Regions from separate parts of the Homo sapiens genome. Here region 1 is linked to region 2. A link is a contact called in ENCODE Hi-C or POLR2A ChIA-PET data. All regions are on one chromosome and are shown on one strand. The core of a region is the stretch at or near the end of the contact, and the rest is flanking DNA. Distances in the headings are between cores, read along the strand shown.

Evidence for each region. A loop is a pair of places that touch in the nucleus more often than their neighbours do. ChIA-PET counts read pairs that join two places held with the same protein, here RNA polymerase II (POLR2A). Pooled maps may share reads with other maps.
Region 1: a pooled map shows a loop between it and region 2 (5-fold over the local background). The contact joins the promoter of CLEC11A here to the promoter of MYBPC2 in region 2. A Hi-C loop is called at or near these places in 5 of 50 pooled maps. POLR2A ChIA-PET finds 5 or more read pairs at or near these places in 2 of 52 experiments (A673 and activated naive CD8-positive, alpha-beta T cell).

Annotation. Positions count from the first base shown.
Region 1 is chr19:50,720,177-50,726,323 of GRCh38, reverse strand. CLEC11A (C-type lectin domain containing 11A) reads right to left here and starts at 2,960. Exons shown (of 4, transcript NM_002975.3): 1 at 2,652-2,960; 2 at 2,233-2,419; 3 at 1,723-1,914; 4 at 616-1,302. The coding sequence starts at 2,798. The coding sequence ends at 857. RefSeq lists silencers at 1,392-1,451, 1,492-1,611.
Region 2 is chr19:50,430,343-50,436,818 of GRCh38, reverse strand. It overlaps MYBPC2 (myosin binding protein C2), which reads right to left and starts at 3,927. Exons shown (of 28, transcript NM_004533.4): 1 at 3,847-3,927; 2 at 1,569-1,658; 3 at 957-1,043; 4 at 659-807; 5 at 85-202. The coding sequence starts at 3,865. It overlaps SPIB (Spi-B transcription factor), which reads right to left. Exons shown (of 6, transcript NM_003121.5): 6 at 5,505-6,476. RefSeq lists enhancers at 2,048-2,548, 3,363-4,121 and silencers at 4,471-4,690, 4,721-4,810.

The DNA.
Region 1 (6,147 bases), core at 1,711-4,210, 290 kb before region 2:
CCGCACAAAGTAGGAGGGATTGTGCCCACGTTCAGATGAAAAACCCGAGGCTCACAGAGGGGAAGGGACTGGCTCCTGGCCTCACTGGCAGGAAGCAGAGGAGGGAAAATTGGGAGGAAGTCTAAGCTTCAGGGTTGGGTGAGTCCTTAAGTCCATGTCTCAATATATCATCCCAACAAGTCCATGAAACCATATCATCTGGGGAAACAAATTGGACACGCCACTTAAACAAATTAAACGGGCTCTTTCCTGCCGGACTTGTCAGAGCCTTTAGCCCCTTCACGTTTCCCAAATCTCTTTGACCAGGACCAAGACCAAGGCCTGGGACAACTGGCAGGCCCTGGGTCCCAAAGGCCGAGAGAGAGGGCACGATGGAGGTGAAGGTGTCTACAGCGTTTGTACGCGTGTACTCCGGCCATCTGTGCACAGAACAGATGACCGTGTGTACATATGCACCTGTGTTTCTCCATCACTCCATCTGGGGCTCAAATGACATCTGTAAAAAGCAGAACAGGCATCCAAAGGCCAGGACACGCGCCCAAAGACCAGGGTCTGGCCCTTCCCGGCTTCCCCTGCAGGAGATAAAGTCCAAGACTGCCTTCACTGCCCCTCAAGTCAGATTCCACAAGGATTTATTGGCACCGGACCTAGCCTGGTGCCCGCCCCTTCAAGGAAAGACACTAACAAGGAGGAGTGCCGGCACCGCAAGAGCCCTCCCAGAAGCGCCCAGACTGGGGGTCGGGGAGGACGCTGCCATTCGTGGCCAGGAAGGGAAGGGAGATTCCGGAGGAGGGTGGGCACGGCGCAGGGAAAGGCCGGGTGGTGGGATGGGCAGGGAGGCGGGGTACCGGCCCCGCTAGAAGGGGAACTCGCAGACGTAGTAGAGACGCCGCTGGCAGTCGTGGTCCCACCAGGAGCCGTCGTCAGAGGCCTGCGCCACGCAGTTCTCGAGCGTGCCACCGTTGGGCTGGTCCGGGCTGAGCGGATGCGGCGAGGCGCTGGGCTGGGCGCCGAGCTCGGGGCGGGGTGAGCGATGCCAGGCGAAGAAGGACACGCGCTGGCCGTTTTCGAAGAGGTAGAGGCCCTCGGCGCGCCGATCGTGCACGCCCAGCCACACGGGCCAGTTGTAGGGAGCGAGCGCCGCGCGCAGGTACCGAGTGAGCGCCTCCATCTGCTGGCGGTCTGCCGGCTGCGCCAGGCTCCCGCCCCGCGCCGTGCACCGCGCCTGCGCCGCCGCCTGAGCTTCGAAGTCGCGCGAGAGCAGGAAGCACTTGTGGCCCAGGCGCAGCCCCTTCAGGCAGCCTGTGGGCGGGGCCGGGTAGAGAAGGAGGCGGGGTCATGCATTCAGAGTCTGGAAGGGGGCGAGGACAAAACATCCGGGGGTGGAGGGAGGCGGGGCCAGGAACTCATGGGGAGGGCTGGGAGGAGGCGTGGTCAGAACCGCGGGAGCCAGGAGGTGGAGAGTCTGGTCCGCCAGGGGCGGGGCCAGGCGGTGGGAGCTGGACTGTAGGGGGCGTGGTGCTGCCCCAGTCGGGTCCGCGCGGGTCTGGAGTGCCCACCCGCTCCCTGCATTCAGCCTCCCAGCTCTCTAACCCCGTCCGCTAGCACACAGCAGCTCTCCCGAACTCTCCCGCCCCGGACACCTAGGGTCACCTTCTCAACCAGTCCCATTCCTGGCCCAGATAGTCTCATTTTTTTCCACCCCGCGCGCCGCGGACTCACCCTCCAAGCGGCCGTGCTCGCGCTCGGCGCGACCCTGCGCCTCCTGCAGGGCTTGCACGGCATCGCGGGTGTCGCCTGCCGCGTTCCGCAGCTGCCGCAGCCCCTGGGTCAGCTCGACCACGCGGGTGTCCAACGCGTGCAGACGGACGTGCAGCTGGTGCAGGCCTGCGTCCAGGCCGGCCAGGCGGCCCACTGCGGACAGACAGGGATCATGCTGGAGGGGGAGCCTGGAGATGCAGCGGGGGGCCTGAGGACCTGGAGAACTGGGATCTAGGGCTCCTGAGGGCGGGGTGGCGGTGGGGGGGGCACCCCGGACTCCTGGAAGGTAGGGTCGAGTGGCCCAGGCCTTTAGGAGGCATGGCCGTGGACCTGGGGCTCCTAGGGGTGTGGGGGCTCTGGGCTGGGCAATGGACAACTGAAAGGCCACTTGGCAGTGAACCGACCCTTCATTTTTGCGAAAGTGACCGCGGCGGCCTAGGAGTTTGGGGGTGAGGGCTTCTGGTTACTCACGGATGTAAGTGACGATGTCCTCAGGGGTGGGAGAGGGGCTGGGGCCGGAGGATGGGGTTGGCGTTGCTTCCTCCTCCTCTTCCTCCCCCTGGTCCTCCTCCATCTCCCAGTCCTCTTTTCCCTCAACAGTTCCGGCAGGATTCTCATCCCCCCTCCCAGCAGGCAGTCCTAGGGCTTCCTGCAGATGCTGGGGCAGGGGAGGGGTGGTGAGCCCCAGCCTGCCACCAAGATGCCCCATTCACCCCTTTCCAACTCATAACTCATTCTCTGCTGCCTGAGTCCTGTCTCTGAGCCCATCACCCTCCCACTCCTCTGAGACTATCCCAATCGCTCCTCATTGTCCATTTCCCTAACCTTGCAATACCCCCTCCCAGACCCACAGTTCACCACCCATAGCTCCCTGACACTCCAGAGCTCACCTTCAGCATCAGGGCCTCCCTCTCCCGCTCCTCCTCCTGGGCACCTCCCCAGCCTCCCTCCCACTCCCTCTCTGCTCCCCGAGCCCCATGGCCAAAGCCCAAGAGCTGGGGGACCACCAAAGCCCCCAAAAGCCAGGCTGCCTGCATTAAGCTGGACTCTTGGCACCCAAAGTTCCAGATGTCTGGATGTCTGGGGTGGGAGGGGTGGCCTCTGGGAACTGCCGAGTGCCCCTGCCCTGTGTGCAGGTCACTAGCCCCCAGGTTCCCGATTCTCCCAGCTTCTCTCTTCCTGTTCCTCTCCTCGTCTCTGTCCGGTCCGTTGGTCTCCTCTGCTTCTCTGTGTGTGTCTCTCCCCGCCCCTCTTGGCTCCCCGGAGGCCCTGCCTCTGTGGCCGGAAACCTCCAACGTTCCAAAGCCTAGATCCCGCCTTGGGTCTCCTCGCACACCCTCCTCTTTCCACTTTCCAGAGCTCGCTTCCGCCCTGCTCTTTCCTTCTGCTGTAGCCCAAAGATCAGATAATCAGGAAGAGGATGGAGCTGGCTCTCCAAGGAATCTTGGAAAACACAGGCCCCGGCCTCAGCCCAGGAACCCGCTCAGAACCATCTCGGCAGTGGTGGGATGCTGGGACCGAGCACTGCTCCCTTCTTCCCTGCCTGGCCATTCCTAAGGAGGGGCAGACCTCAGGGTCTCGCTGAGGTTGTTATTACCCTGTGGCCACCATCGCCTGCACACTCAATGGAGGAGACTCCAGGGCCCCTCCTGCCCCCTAGATTGCCCATCCTACCCTCCAAGCCCTTGTCTGGAGATCCAAGTGAGTGTGTGTGGGGGCAGGGTGACACATGTGAAGAGCACGCGTGTGACTGTGTGCATGACCCTGGAAGACGGGGCTCGGGGATTAATTGGCCACTTTACTAGAAGCCTCCTGCAGGCCAGGCTGTGGGCTGGGTGATGCTGGGGACTCCAGCTGCTTGCAGACCAGCAGCCAGATAGCTCCGGGGATGAGGGGGCTGGAGATGGGAGAGGGTGAGGAGTCTGGCGGAGCAGTCAGGGAAGGTTTCTCCAGGAGGTGAAATCGACAGACGCTAGGTTGTGTGCTCAAGGAGCTCTGAGCATTCAGCAAGCCACCTCATTTCAGCCTGGACCACTGCAGTCTCGCCCTCCCCCTCCTTCCTCCTGAGCCCCTCCAATCCCGGCTGCTTGCCGCAGCCAAAGCAATCCTTCCAAACCATAAATCAGATCACATCACTCCCCACTCCCCTGCTCCCCCACCTTCCCATCATAAGCAGGAGGGAAGCCAAGCCCGGGCCTCAGTCCTCAGCGCAGCCTACCATGCTGGGGGCTGGGAAGGAAGAACCCTTTGCACCTCTGCAGCCTCATCACCCCCATTCCCTTCACCCACCCCCAGCCTCCACCTTCCCTGGCCTCTTGGCTCATCCCCAAATACTAAGCTGATTACAACCTCAGAGCATTTGCACTAGCCCTTTCCTCCTTCTAGAAGCCTCTTTCCCCAGCTCCTTCTCATCATCGAGGTCTCAGCTCCAGGAGGTCTTCCCCAACCACCTTATCTATTCCGCAAGTTACTTTATTAAAATGCCCCATTTCATCTTTTTGGTATAATCAAGACTGGCATGATCTTGTTTGTTTATGTCTGTTCCCTGCCAATGAAAGCAGGGATTTTTATGCACTGATGCATCTCCTAGCACAAGGCCTACCTAGCACATAGTAGGTGTTCAATCAACCTGTTGAGTGGGCGAGAGGGTAGCCGTTCCTGGTGGGGTCAAAGGCCTGGAAGCTTCACCTCTTTGGTTTGCTGGCACCCAAGTTCCCAGGGTGGTGGTGGCAGGGTAGGTAGAGGTGGTGAGGGCAGTGGGAGAGAGGCTTGGAGGCAAGGAAGAACAATGCCATGCCATGCCCCTCTATGTCAGGCCCATGAGTCATGCAGGGCTTTTCCCGCCCAGGCCTGGCTGGTGGTGCCAACAAGCATGGGGCACACCAGCCAAGGATCACTGGGCCTGCTCTTCAAAGGAGGAGACCGAGGCTCTGAAACAGCATAGCCTGCTGGAGGTCACCAGTGTGGCGGCAGCTAGCCAAGGTTTCTGGCTCCAAGAGCAGGGCATCTGCCCTCGGCTGCCGGGAGCCCCAGGAGGGGCCTTGGAAATCAGTGCCTCCAGCCTTCCGTTTTCCAAGAAATCCTGGTACATCGAGGGCACTGTGACCTTGGGCAGACTGCTCCCTGCCTCAGAGCCTGGGCCTCTCAGGTGCCCATCGGGAACCTGGGGCCCCTCACCAGGAGCTACAGACCTCAAGAAATAATGCGTATGTGGGGAAAGGCCTTGTAAAGTGTGCAGGGGTGCACAGCCTCTCTGGCTGCTGGAGCCAACATGGGCAGCTGTGCTTTCCCCGGGCCCAGCTGCTCACCACCTGGGCTAGTGGGTACGCATCAAGATAGAGGCCTCCCCAGGCTGAGCAGGCACCTCCTCCAGCTCATACTCGGGTACCCCGGAGAGCCTGCAGCTGGAGGGGAACCCAGAAGCTGCCTAGAACTGCCCCCTGCAGGCCCTGGAGGTGCTGTTGGAGCTGGGAGAATGAGGAAGCCTGGGCTAAGGGGACACTCACCACTCACTGCTGCCCTGTGGGATCTGCTCTGTCCCTGTGGGTGCGTCCCAGGCATGAATGAGCTGTCTGCCTGCAGCTGGCTGCATATGCGTGCCTACACAGACATGTGCAAACTCTGAGGAGACGGTTGGGTGTGTCTGTGTGTGATGAATAAGGATATGCAACTATGAGGGGATATGCCCAGTAGTGCACCATAGTTGTCAAGTGAGGACTTTGGAGCCAGCCTACCTGTTCCTGATCCTTGTTACCACCTCCTTACAGCTGGATGACCTTGGGCAAGTTACTTAGCCTCTCTGTTCCTTGGTTTCCCCCTCTGGAAAATGGGGATGGCGAAAGTCCCTGAGCCTGGCACACAGAAAGTGCTCCAGGAATGTCAGCAGTAACTATCCTGGAGGGGAAGGATGGCACGGTGTTGGGCATGTAAACGGGTGAGTGCGAGCCAGTGCAATGGACAGCACGGTGGGTGGGTGTGATGGGAAGGCGTGCACACGTCTCTACAGTGCTGTAACTCCGTTTTGGTGTTGAGAGATCTGGGCATGCATACCGGGGTGAACGCCTGTGTGCGTGTGTGCGCGCGCACGTGCGTGTGTGGTGGGCAAATGTGTGCATGTGCTGCGTGTGTGCCCGGGCACAGGGGTGTGACAACTGCATGTAGCTGGGTGTGTTTGTAGCTGTGTACCCCAGGTGCATTGTGTCTGGGCATGCATGCGCTGGAGAGTGTGTGTATGTGGGGACTCTGCAGGTGCCGTTACAGCTGGTGACTATGCACCTGTGCCTTGGGGAAATGTGGCCTGGCCCAGGTATGTCCACGTGTGCCCTGACCCAGTGCTTAAATGGAAAGGGTGTGTGTGTGTTTGGGGGGACAGGGTGGGAATCTATA
Region 2 (6,476 bases), core at 2,678-5,177:
GCACTCTCCCAACACCTGGCTGGTACATCTGTCCACCCCACCCAGACATAGAACCCTTTGCTCCCGCATCCCCCACCAGCATACCCTCCACATCGATGTTGAAGCCACAGCTGTCACAGGTGTCCTTGGCTTTGACCTCGAGGCGGTAATACCCACGGTCCCCCAGTACCACCTTCCCAATGTGCAGCTCCACGGTGTACACCTGGGTCCAGGGCCGGGGGTGTGGGTGCACGGGACCACCCTCTAGAGCCACCCCATATTCCTCAGAGTCCACTCATAGCTCTATCTCCACGTCCTCACCCCCACCCCACAGGGGGGCCAATGGAGACCGAGAGGGGTCTCAGCACCTGGTGGCCAGCTCTGTCTCCTCATATCTGACCCATCAGGACTTCTGGGGCCCAGGTCCCTGGCCCCCTCAGGCCTTGCCAGGAATGTACATGACCAAGCCCTAATGCATCCCCACCCAACCCCAGGCATCCTCCCTCTGCTTCACACAACCTCTCCCCAGCAGCCCCGCACAACCTCCATCCTCAGAGGGCCCACTCTCCATCCCGGCTCCAGGCCCACATTGATGCCTCAGGCAACAGGGCTTCTGAGGAGCATGTCCTGCACAAGCTCCACTCCCCTCCACCAGCCCTCTGGCCCACGGGGTCCTCACATTGCTGGCGGAGTTGTGGGACTCCTTGAAGGAGAAGCGGGCGCCACTCTTGCTGCCCAGCTCCAGCCACTTCCCCTTGAACCACTTGATGGTCGGTTTGTCTGGGAGCTCCTTCCCGTTCACCTTGGCCACGACCACTGCGTCCTTCCCTACATGGGGTGAGTGACAGGGTAGAGTGGGAGGAGGCCCAGGAAGGAACATAAGGCTCTCCAGAGGGAGACAGAACGAGACCCTGGCCCCTCCTCCCTCAGACCCAGGAGTCCGGGCCGCAGCCCCTCCTCCCCCGGGTTCCCCTCACCAGTCTCCACTGAGACGGAGTCCGGCTTCTTCAGGAAAACGCCGGTGGGCTCCTCTGCAGTCGGGGACTGGTCCTCGGGTGGGGCTTCTGTTCAGGGGACAGGATTAGGATGAGGAGGTCTGAGATAGGCTGGGGAGGGGACAGTGGGCCGCTTTGGGGAAAGGACTTAGAGACAGTGAGGGCCCCTCTACTCAGAAACCAAACATCATGGGGGTTAAATGGCTTTTCCTGACCTGGGAAAGGCCACCTGTCACCCTCGTGGCTGTGTGACCTTGGCCAGGCTCCCTCACCCCTTTGGGCCTCGGTTTCCTCATCTGTGGACTGGAGGGCACTGAATGTGCCTTTGGGGCGGGAGAGGTTTAGAGAGACCGGGGCCGGACCTGGTGATCAATCAGCCAGCTGACCGGAGCCGATGCCAGCCGAGGGGCTGGGCTCTGCCTGCGGGTGCCAGGGAGCCCCGGGAGGGCTGGGAGCACGGGAGGCGTGGGTCAGCCCTGGGGCTGTGCGGGGACAGATTCAAGGATAGAGGCTGGGGAAAGGCCTGGAGAGGCGTAGCGAGGAGGATGGAGATGAGAAGCCAGGTCGGTTGAGCCCGAGGGAGCACCTCCTCACCTTTGGGGGCCTCTGCAGGAGCCTCCTTAGGGGGAGCCTCCTTGGGGGCTCCTTTGGGGGCATCTTTGCCTTTGGGGGCCTTTTTGGCCGCTGTAAGGTAGGGGACAGTCATAGTTGAGCATGCGGTCTGCACACCCATGCCCCTCCCTCAGACGCAGGAGTCCAGACCCCCCAGCCCCTCCTCCCTCAGACCCAGGAGTCCAGGCCCCCAGCCCCTCCTCCCTCAGACCCAGGAGTCCAGGCCCCCAGCCCCTCCTCCCTCAGACCCAAGAGTCCAGGCCCCCACCCTAGGTATAAATTTATCTCAGATCTGAGAGTCTGTGGGATCGGGTTTCCCTTACCCCCAGCAGGCCCTGCCCCATCCGCCCAGGCCACCACGCCCTGACCTTTTGGGTCCGAGGGTATAATTAGCTCTCCCTCTGGGCTGGAAACTGGACACCTGGTGCTGACCGCAGCATCCTTCCCCTGCCCTGCCTGCTGTTCCTTGCCGGCTGGGTCTGCAGCTACAGTAGGGGCTGGACCCACCCCACAGCCTGCTTGGCCTGATGCCAGCGGACCAGACATCCCAGGAGGGGGTCCGCCCAGCGGTGCATGATTCCTGCGGTGAGTTCCTCATAGAGAGAAAGCCTCATCTCCACAGAAAGTGTTCCCCATTCAAAGAAGGTCCCCAAACCCCGCAAAAAGGACCCCATTCCCTGCATGAAGAAGCCCCGCTAATTCCTACACGGGGAAGCCTCAGTGCCCACAGAAATGAGGCTCCCCCATCCTTAATACAGAGACTTCCCCTGTGACTCCATGCAGATGGGAACCACTAATCTTTATACCCACAATCACCCCATATCCTACAGAGAAGGTCCCTTGGAATCTATTTTTTGTTTTTGTTTCTGTTTTTTCCCAGCAGGGTCTCGCTCCGTCTCCCAGGCTGGAGTGCAGTGGCAAGATTTGGGCTCACTGCAACCTCCGTCTCCTGGGCTCAAGTGATCCTCTCACCTCAGACTCCTGAGTAGCTGGGACTACAGGCACACCCCCACAAGCCCAGCTAATTTAGTATTTTTTGTAGTGACGGGGTTTTGCCATGTTGGCCAGGCTGGCCTTGAACTGCTGGGCTCAGGTGATCCACCCACCTTGGCCTCCCAAGGTGCTGGGACTACAGGTATGAGCCACCGCACTGGGCCATTTTTGTTGTTGCTGTTGCTTGTTTTTTAGAGACGGGGTCTCACTCTGTCACCCAGGCTGGAGTGCAGTGACGTGATCACAGCTCACTGCAGCCTCAACTGCCTCCTAAGTATCTGGGACTACAGGCATGCACCACCACACCTGGCTGATTTTTAATTTTTTGTAGAGACAAGGTCTCGCCATGTTGCCCAGGCTGGTCTTGAACTCCTGGCCTCAAGCAATCCTCCTGCCTCGGTATCCCAGAGTGCTGGGATGACAGGCGTGAGCCCCTGCACCTGGCTCCCTCTGAGTCTTCACTCAGAGAAGTGGCCCAGACCCTGCCCAGAGGATGCCATCCCCGGATGTGGAGAATCCAGTCACATGCAAAGACCTCCCAGTCTGGCCGGGCTCGGCGGCTCATGCCTGTCATCCCAGCACTTTGGGAGGCTGAGGCGGGTGGATCACCTGAGGTTGGGGGTTTGAGACCAGCCTGGTCAACATGGCGAAACCCGTCTCTATTAAAAATACAAAAATAGCCAGGCATGGTGGCGCAGGCCTGTAATCCCAGCTACCCCAGGCAGGAGAATTGTTTGAACTCAGGAGGCGGATGTTGTAGTGAGCCGAGATCGCACCAATGCAGTCCAGCCCCGGGGGCAGAGCGAGACTCCATCTCAAAAAAAAAACCAAAAACCAAAAAACAAAAACAAACAAAAAAACCCAGTCTACACACACAGACCCCCATCCCCATCAAGCAAAAGGAACCCAATTTACAACCAGAGAATCCCATCTCCACCAGAGATGCCCCCCCAATCACTTATAGAAAAAGAAACACCCTCCCTGCTGAGTGAAGGGGATCCCTCACCCCACACAGATATGAGACCCACCCCATCTCATACAAGGAAGGAAACTCCTGTCACAAAGGGAAGGGACCCTCTTCCCCATGCAGAGTCGAGACCCTCACCCTAAACTGATGCGGGAACCCCCATCCCGCACAGCAAAGGGAGCCTCCTCCTCACACAGCGAAGGTTCCTCCTTCTCCCAACCCTACAAACAGAGGGGTCCCAAATCCCCATCCAGAAAAGAAGAGCCCCATCCCCACACAGGGAGGGGGTCCTGGCGCCACCTGGTTTTGCCTCAGGCATGTCGGGGGACCTCCTCCTGCTCCTCTGACCGCAGCCGCGTCCCGCTAGGCCCTAGGGAGGACAGGTGGGCCCCTAAGGGGAGCCTTTTAATGAGTCCTGAGACTCCCAGAAGGCTCCGGGAGACATCAGACCACAGGGCCGCCCCACATTCCGCCCGCATGTTCTAAAGGGCGAGAAATAACAGCTGGACCTAGGGAGATGGCTGAGAGCCAGGTCCCCAGGGAGGAGGGGCTGGGGCTCGGACACCTGGGTCTGAGGGAGGAGGGGGCTGGGGCTCGGACTCCAGAATCTCAGGGAGGAGGGGACTGGGTGCTTGGACCCCTGAGTCTGGGAGCAGAAGCAACTGGGGTCCCAGATTCTTGGGTTCCCTAGAAAGGACGAGCGCCTGGACGCCTGGGTCCCGGGAGAAGGAAGAGGAAGAGACTGAGGGTCTCAAGGGGGTAAGGGCTGCGGGCCAGAGCTCTGGCATGAAGCAGGGAGGGGAGGGACAGGGTCTAGGAAGCCATTCTTAGCATCTGCAAGTCAGGAGTTTTCGGGAAACCGGAGCCGGGAGGGAGGGTCCGGTTTCCTAGCGTAGGCAGGACGGCGGCGGGGGGAGGAGGTCCCTGCGCCTCCGGGGAGGGCGCCGCGGCTCTGGGACTCCGGAGTTTCGCGCCCCGGGCGTGGGCAAACCCAAAGAGCTGGGGCCCCGGCCATCTGGGACCCCGGACTGGCCGCCGCCCCTCCTGGGACCGCTCCCCGCGACTCTTCCCGGAGCGGGCACGGCAGGCACCGGACGCGGGTAGGGGGTGGGCGTCCCCGGTGGGGGCGGGTGGGAGGCTGGGAAGGCCCTGGAGGGCTGCCCGGACGTTGGCGCCCTTCCCGGCAGGGGGACCTGTGACTTTCTGAATGGGGTGGCTCTGGACGCGGCGGGGAGCCGAGGGGGCGGGGCCTGGGGAGGGGCGGGGCTTGGGGACACCAGGTGTTGTGGGGAGGAAGGAGGGAAAGGGTGTTGGGGACTTAGGGTTAAGGCTGGGGGACTGCCTGGCTAGTAACGCAGCGTGAGGGACCCGGTGTGAGGAAAACAAGTCCCTCCGCTTTTTTTTCCTGTTCATCTTCCCCCTCCTCCTTTTCCAAAACCCCCTACGAGCCGGAAATTTCTCCGCCTCCGGGGAGCGTCCAGCCAATCCGGCGTCAGTTCCATGTGATGTCACGGGTTGCCAGGCAGACTGCCACTGCGCTCCCGCGAGCCCCGCTAAGTTGGGGAGGGGCCCAGGCCTGCAGTGCCGCGGCCACCTGAAGCCTCGCGTCCCTCGCTGCCAGCCCGAGGGCTCAATTCAGAGGGAAGGGGACAGACACCCAGACGGAAGGGGAAGCGGGGAGGAGGTGGAGAACTTCAGTTGGCAGGAATAGAGGAAGACATAAACGGAACCCTCTGTGCCTGCGCGTCAAGCCTCTTATTTCTCGGCATTAAGGTTCAGATAGGTTTTGCTGTATGGTGTCTTTGTGATTTGTTTGTTTGTTTTTGAGACAGGGTCTCGCCGTGTCTGGAGTGCAGGGGCACGATCACGGCTCACTGCAGCCTCAACTTCCTGTGCTCAAGTGACCCTCCCACCTCAGTAGTTCGGAGTAGCTGGAATTACAGGCATACGCCACCACACCCCGCTAATTTTTTATTTTTTTTGTAGACGGGTGGGAAGGGGATCTCACTATCTTGCCCAGGCTGGTTTCAAACTCCTGTACTCAAGCGATCCTCCTGCCTTGGCCCCCCAAAGTGTTGGGATTACAGAGCCACCGCGCCAGCATATAATTCTCTCTTTGAACTCCTCTCATCATCACCCGTGATGTCACGGTGTCTCTGAGAGCCAGCGGCCTCAGTGGAGGGGCAGGATTGCAGTCCCTGACAAAAGGTCCCAGGAGGTTTGTCTACGTCGATGCATCTTATTTTATTCCACATTTAGGGTGACAATGATAGCTTTTGTAAAAAGTACCTTCCCCGTTGCAGGGGGCCCTGGGGAGGACGTTTTACCTGCCCTTCCTCCCTCCCCCTTCCCACTCATTCTCTTAAGGGCAGGTCCCAGCCTGGGCTCTGCCATCAGCTGCTGTGTGCCTCCACATGGACTTCTCGTGTCTCTAGGTCATTGGCATTCCTTCCTCCTCCTCCTCCTGGGAGTGGGGTGGATTTCAGGCGGTGTCAAAGGCTCAACGGGGCTGCAACAGTTTTTTTTTTTTGAGACGGAGTTTCGCTCTTGTCGCCCAGGCTGGTGTGCAGTGGTGTGATCTCAGCTCACTACAACCTCCGCCTCCCAGGTTCAAGCGATTCTCCTGCCTCAGCCTCCCAAGTAGCTGGGAGTACAGGCACATGCCACCACGCCCAGCTAATTTTGTATTTTTAGTAGAGAAGGGGCTTCACTATGTTGGTCAGGCTGGTCTTGAACTCCTACCTCAGGTGATCCACCTGCATCGGCCTCCCAAAGTGCTGGGATTACAGGCGTGAGCCACCGCACTGGGCTGGAAAGTCTTTTTGAGATCTTCCTCCTCCTTCTCTCCCTTTTTCACAGAAGGGACAAACTAAGGTTGGGAAGCAGCAAGTCATGCACCCTAGATCCACCTGCCCACCCAGGCTCAAGGA